2 separate regions of the Homo sapiens genome follow, and region 1 is linked to region 2. A link is a contact called in ENCODE Hi-C or POLR2A ChIA-PET data. All regions are on one chromosome and are shown on one strand. The core of a region is the stretch at or near the end of the contact, and the rest is flanking DNA. Distances in the headings are between cores, read along the strand shown. Region 1 overlaps ANO6 (anoctamin 6). Region 2 overlaps ANO6 (anoctamin 6).

The links. A loop is a pair of places that touch in the nucleus more often than their neighbours do. ChIA-PET counts read pairs that join two places held with the same protein, here RNA polymerase II (POLR2A). Pooled maps may share reads with other maps.
Region 1: a loop to region 2 is called in a map of ascending aorta, with 2.7 times the contacts of the local background. The contact joins two enhancer-like sites. A Hi-C loop is called at or near these places in 10 of 168 maps with a recorded cell type or tissue (PC-9, aorta, ascending aorta and 5 more) and 9 of 50 pooled maps. POLR2A ChIA-PET finds 5 or more read pairs at or near these places in 4 of 52 experiments (MCF 10A, PC-9, Panc1 and 1 more).

What each region holds. Positions count from the first base shown.
Region 1 is chr12:45,304,642-45,307,362 of GRCh38, forward strand. The region is part of intron 2 of ANO6 (anoctamin 6); the gene reads left to right. Among named protein-coding and RNA genes, the nearest start is that of ANO6, 90 kb to the left of the region's middle. Within about 2 kb of position 1,375, at least 6 of the 41 ENCODE cell types and tissues checked have a DNase peak (open chromatin) inside an H3K27ac peak, as active enhancers do; they include ascending aorta and gastrocnemius medialis, where a contact is called at or near this core.
Region 2 is chr12:45,233,986-45,236,685 of GRCh38, forward strand. All of the region lies in intron 1 of ANO6 (anoctamin 6), which reads left to right. Among named protein-coding and RNA genes, the nearest start is that of ANO6, 19 kb to the left of the region's middle. Within about 2 kb of position 1,371, at least 27 of the 41 ENCODE cell types and tissues checked have a DNase peak (open chromatin) inside an H3K27ac peak, as active enhancers do; they include ascending aorta and gastrocnemius medialis, where a contact is called at or near this core.

The sequences.
Region 1 (2,721 bases), core at 125-2,624, 71 kb after region 2:
TACAATGGGGTGTATTTATAGAGTTTGGCTAACAGGGAAACTAAAATGCTTATCATTATTAGTTCATTTCCTTCAGAATTTCTGTTTTTCTTTCCTTTGAAACGAGACCTAAGAGAACATTGCCAGTTGAATAGTCTTGGCCGCTGGCATCATAAGCACATTCAAGTTTTCCTTCACAGCTGAGGTGTCTCTAATGTGACTAGTTAGGTAAAGCCAGCACTGCTGTATAGTGTGCATATATCACAGTGAAATAAATGCTGCTGTGAACCTCCCAAGTGGCCTGGAGACCACAGCCTACCTTGCTCTTGGCAGCATCCCCAGTGGCTTCTTCTCTCACTTGCTGCGGAGTTTGTCCATTGATTACATGTCACCTGCATATCTGTGTTGCTCTTCTCCAGCTCCTGCCCCACTTTGCAGACTGAGGCAGATAAGTTTAGCTAAACTATGCAAAAATGGTAAGTGGTGAATAGAGATGTGAACATAAGGTGCATGTGTTCTTGCTACCCCAAAGCTTAGGAGCTGGGAATGTGTTGAAACTAGAAACTGTGACATAGACACACTCCAAAGTAAGATGGGTGTGTGGGTAAGAGTCCAGGTGAAAGGGACCCGGCAAATACTGGCATTAGAAAGTAACTTGATGATCTTGCTGTGGTGGAAAACTGTCCCAATCCTGGTTCAGTTTTTTGTTTAAGCACAATGAAATCTGTTTTATAACTCGTTTCATTAACATTTTATCTTGAACGTTTTCCCACACTGTTTTGTTTTCTCCAACATTGTTATTGTCTCTGACATTATTTGTTGAATATATTGATAAGCATAACTAATCCATTGTTACTTTGAAAGCAGTTAGTTCAAGGAGGATGTAGTCAGGAAAATGGTGGCATAGCCAGATGTTCTGGAACTATGTGAATGGTGACTATCATTTGGGGACATGGATGAAAATAGATTAGGTGCATGATGACTCTGGGGAAGGGAATCAGTTAAAGTGAGGCTGGGAACTGAGGACCAGAGACTCAGATAACCTTGTAGAGTTCCGTCTTAAAAGTAGAGACTTCAGAAATAGGCCATGTGATTGAAACTGAGGATGGGGAGGCGTCCACATGGTGATGGAGCAGATAAATGTTGTTCTGCATGTGGTTGCATGCAGGATATCCCACACTTCCCTTAGTTTGCCCAATCCCAGGTCTGGTTAAGAGCAAAGGAGATCTAAGGGGCAGTCATGGCGGGCCCATTAGACCCCAGGTTGATTCCAAGCCCCAAGGAGTTGAAAAAAAAATAACTGGAGGTGCAGGGGGAGCAGTAATGGTCAAGGCTATTTCTAGAAACTCTGACTCTGTTGACATTGACCCAGGAACTCAGATGGGCCAGTTGCCTGAGTACACATGAGCTGAGGGATGGGGTGTGGGAAAGGATTCTGATCTAGCAGTAGTGAATCTGCTTGCAGCAAGCTGGAAGATACTGCCATGGATAGAAATCAGGCTGTGGTCAACATGAAAACACAAGGAAAGAGAAGGCCAAGGAATTACGTTTTATGATCTGAGACTGACATTTTCCAGCCTTTCTAGAACTCGAGGTTATATATAACCCTACTGACTTTTGAGAAGCTGGAAGATTCTTCTTGCCTCTGATCTCATGCCAACCGAGGATGTTTTTCATTGCTTAGTCTCTACGAAATTTGGAATAAATAATAAGAAAGAATTTGGGATGGCAAAAGAGTATTAGGTTTATAATAGGATAAATCAGGGAAGATGATGAGAAACCATAGGATTTAGAAAGGCTAAATAGAAAAATAGGCTCAGGAAGATGAAGATTAAAGGAGAACAAATATATGTCCCATTAATTAAGTGTCACAGATACACAGAGAAGGAAGTCTGAAGAGTAATTATCCCCCTGAGATTTTGTGTAACTGACTCCCTTTTTGAAGGAAGATACTACTTTATAGAAAAATATTTTTGATTCCCTGAAATTCAATTTTTGATTATCTTCAACCATATGAAAACACATGTGATCCCAAGGAAGAGTTAAAATATTAATTTACTAAAATATTCATTCGATATCTACTATTTTAGGTGAAGAAACAGGAAAAAAAAAATCCCTGCACTTGTGAAGCTAACATTTTGATGGGGGAGACATAAAACACAAACGTCAGATAATCCTGTAGAGAAAAAGTAGGGATTATTTGTGTGTATGTGTTGGGGGGGTGGTGACAGTTTTAAATAGGGTGTTTAGGGAATATCTCACTGAGAAGTTCCAAGTGAAAAAACCTCAAGGTGCTGCTGGAGCAAGTTCTTTGGAAATCTGGAGGAAGAGCATTCCCAGCAGAAGGAGTAGCATAAACAGGTTTCGAGGTAGGTGAGTTTGTTAGATACATTTAAGGAAATGGAAGACCACTGTGGCTGGAGTAGAATGAAAGATCGAGAGAATAATAGATATGAGGACTTCATAGGCCATTGTAAAGACTTTGGTTTTACTCTGAGTTGGGAAGTCATTTGAGGGTGAGCCTTTGGAGGGTAAACTGGCAGATTTTGAGCAGAGGAGCAACCTGAACTGCCCTGTTTTCATAGGATCCCTTGGGCTGTCCTGAGAATAGATTATGGAGGAGCAGAGCAGGGGCAGAGAGACCTATTAGACTTTCTCAGGAATCCAAATGAGAGATGGTGGTGGGTTGGTCCTGAGTGTTAGTTATGGTGATAGAGAGACATACTCAAATTCTGAATACAT
Region 2 (2,700 bases), core at 121-2,620:
TTTGAATTAAATCTTGAAGTATTCGTTTCTTATAGGTAGCAGACTAACAATCCTTAACCTTCTAATTCTGTTTTTACTTTAAAGTCAGGTAGCTTTTGGTCTTAGTTATTTTTGTAATCTCTTTAAGCAGTTCACATAATGCCTTGCCAATTATAGGAAATTAGCAAATGTGTTCTTAAGTTGGAAGAGAATGTGTGAGGAAAATTCACTCCTATCTCATTTTACAGAAATTCAGATTTTAATTGTCCTGCTGTAATTGTGAAACTGAACTGCACATTCATTCTGAGGATTATTGCACTGATGAGTTTACTGATGAGTGTGACACTGGTTCGGAGGGAACTGTTTGCAGACTCTCCCTATGTATAAGGAGTTCATGTGTAATAATTTATTTCTCCAGAAGGTCACCTTTTTTCCTACTGATTTTTTTTTACTGGTAAAAATATTGCAAACAGATATTGTTAGTCTCGTTTGGTAACTGAAAGAGCTCTGAGAACGGAAAAGTTAGAGTGACCTATCCAAATGAAGGAGCAGTTCAGTGTTGGTGCAGGATATTAGATTCCAAAATATTTGTTCAGGCCCCTTTTCCAAGTTCCCAGGGAAGTTACTGACACTGATGTTGGTTTCTTTTAAGAATGACTCATGATTTTTCGAGCCTGGTTTCCACTCTTAGTCATCTTCCCTGCCTGAGTTAAAACAGGCTTTAGGCTCTCACTGAATTCCAGCCTTGACAGAACCCCCCACCCCCACCCCTGGGCTTTTGATTCCCACTTCCTAGCTCAGCTACATTCCAGTCTCTGGAACCAATTCTGACTCCAGGCAGGCAAGATGAGACAATTCAGCATTTACTATCAGTCCAGCAGTAACCTTTCAGTTCTAATAATTTGGCTTGTCCTTTTCCTCCTCAGTTGTTCAGACTCCTTTCTCAGAAACATGCCTAGGACCTCAGTCTCTTTAGTTCTTTGGATTCTGTGTTGCTCTTGTCAGTGTTTACTATCAGTCCAGCAGTAACCTTTCAGTTCTAATAATTTGGCTTGTCCTTTTCCTCCTCAGTTGTTCAAACTCCTATCTCAGAAACATGCCTAGGACCTCAGTCTCTTTAGTTCTTTGGATTCTGTGTTGCTCTTGTCAGTGTTTCCTAATCACCCTCTTGCCCTGGAAATAAAGTCCTCTCCAATGTGGTGCTACTTCTCCTCCTTCCTGTAGCAGACTCTGGTTGTGGCCTGTCTGTGCCTACAGATTTAGTGACAGGAGCTGTACTTTTCTGTTCCCTTCTTTAGCTGTCATACTGGTGGTATCTTAAATCTTAGCCCTAAATTGTGATGAAACTGTTGTATTTTCACAAGTCTTCCTTAGTCATATTGTGCTGTCTGTTCTAAGTAGGGCTGTGAATAAGAGTGGGGTACAGTTTCCTGCAATAAGAGATGGGAGGCTTAACTTCAGCTTGGCACGTAAGAAAGATCAAATGTTTACTGCAATGTGGGAAAACCACCTCCTGGGCATAATAGAAATCCAGGCCTGGCAGTAAACAATTCTATTCAAAAGCAGCTTCTCAGGGCTGAGGAATGACCTAGTTGAGTGGCATGACATCTGAGCAGAACTAGCAAGGAGGCTTGGTGGTATGCCGCCTTTTAACTCCAGCACCTGTGGCTCTTGAGCATTCTCCTCATTCTTCAGTATGGAAAATGGATATTTTCTCAGTCTTGTGCAAAAACAGCTTCAAGAAAAGTCCCCTAGTCAAAAATTCCAGTATTTGGAAGTGTACCAGGAGTCCAAAAAGTTGAGAACTACTCCTGGCTTTTTCCTTCCCTCCCTCACACTGACGGCATTCCTGAACTAGCATGCCTGTCTGTCTCTACATTTCTGGGTGACTGCCTCATCCCAGGTGGCCTTCCTCCAGCTGTGAGCTGGGTGTGTTCCCAGGTATTTAATCCACCCTTGGGGCAAGTTCTTCCAGGCAGCCTCCAGTGCCCCTTCCGGGATCCTGGCTGGATCAGGCTGACTGTCCTTGGAAGTGAAAGAGGCTACATATGAAGGGGAGAAGGGTCCTCTCTGCCTCAGGAGAAGGAAATTAGTTACAGGTGCATGCATAGGCAAAATAGCCCCAATCCTGTTGTGATATAACAGAATTTAGAAGACATCTGGCTCAAATTTTAATTTTCAAAAAGTGATAAATTCTGTGAAGAGGTAACCTGTAGAGTTTATTGTCAAATTAATGGTAGAGCTACTGTATGTGCCACTGTCAGTTGTTAATTATTATTATTATTTTTTTAAGTTCTAGGGTACATGTGCACAACATTTAGGTTTGTTACATAGGTATACATGTACCATGTTGGTTTGCTGCACCTATCAACTCATCATTTACATAAAGTATTTCTCCTGATGATATCCCTCCTGCAGCCCCCCACCTTCTAATAGGCCCTGGTGTGTGCTGTTCCCCACCCTGTGTCCAAGTGTTCTCATTGTTCAATTCCCAACTATAAATGAGAACATGAGTTTGGTTTTCTGTCCTTGTGATAGTTTGCTGAGAATGATGGTTTCCAGCTTCATCCATGTCCCTGCAAAGGACATGAGCTCATCCTTTTTTATGGTTGCATAGTATTCCACGGTGTATATGTGCCACATTTTCTTAATCCAGTCTACCACTGATGGACATTTGGGTTGGTTCCAAGTCTTTGCTATTGTGAATAGTGCTGCAATAAA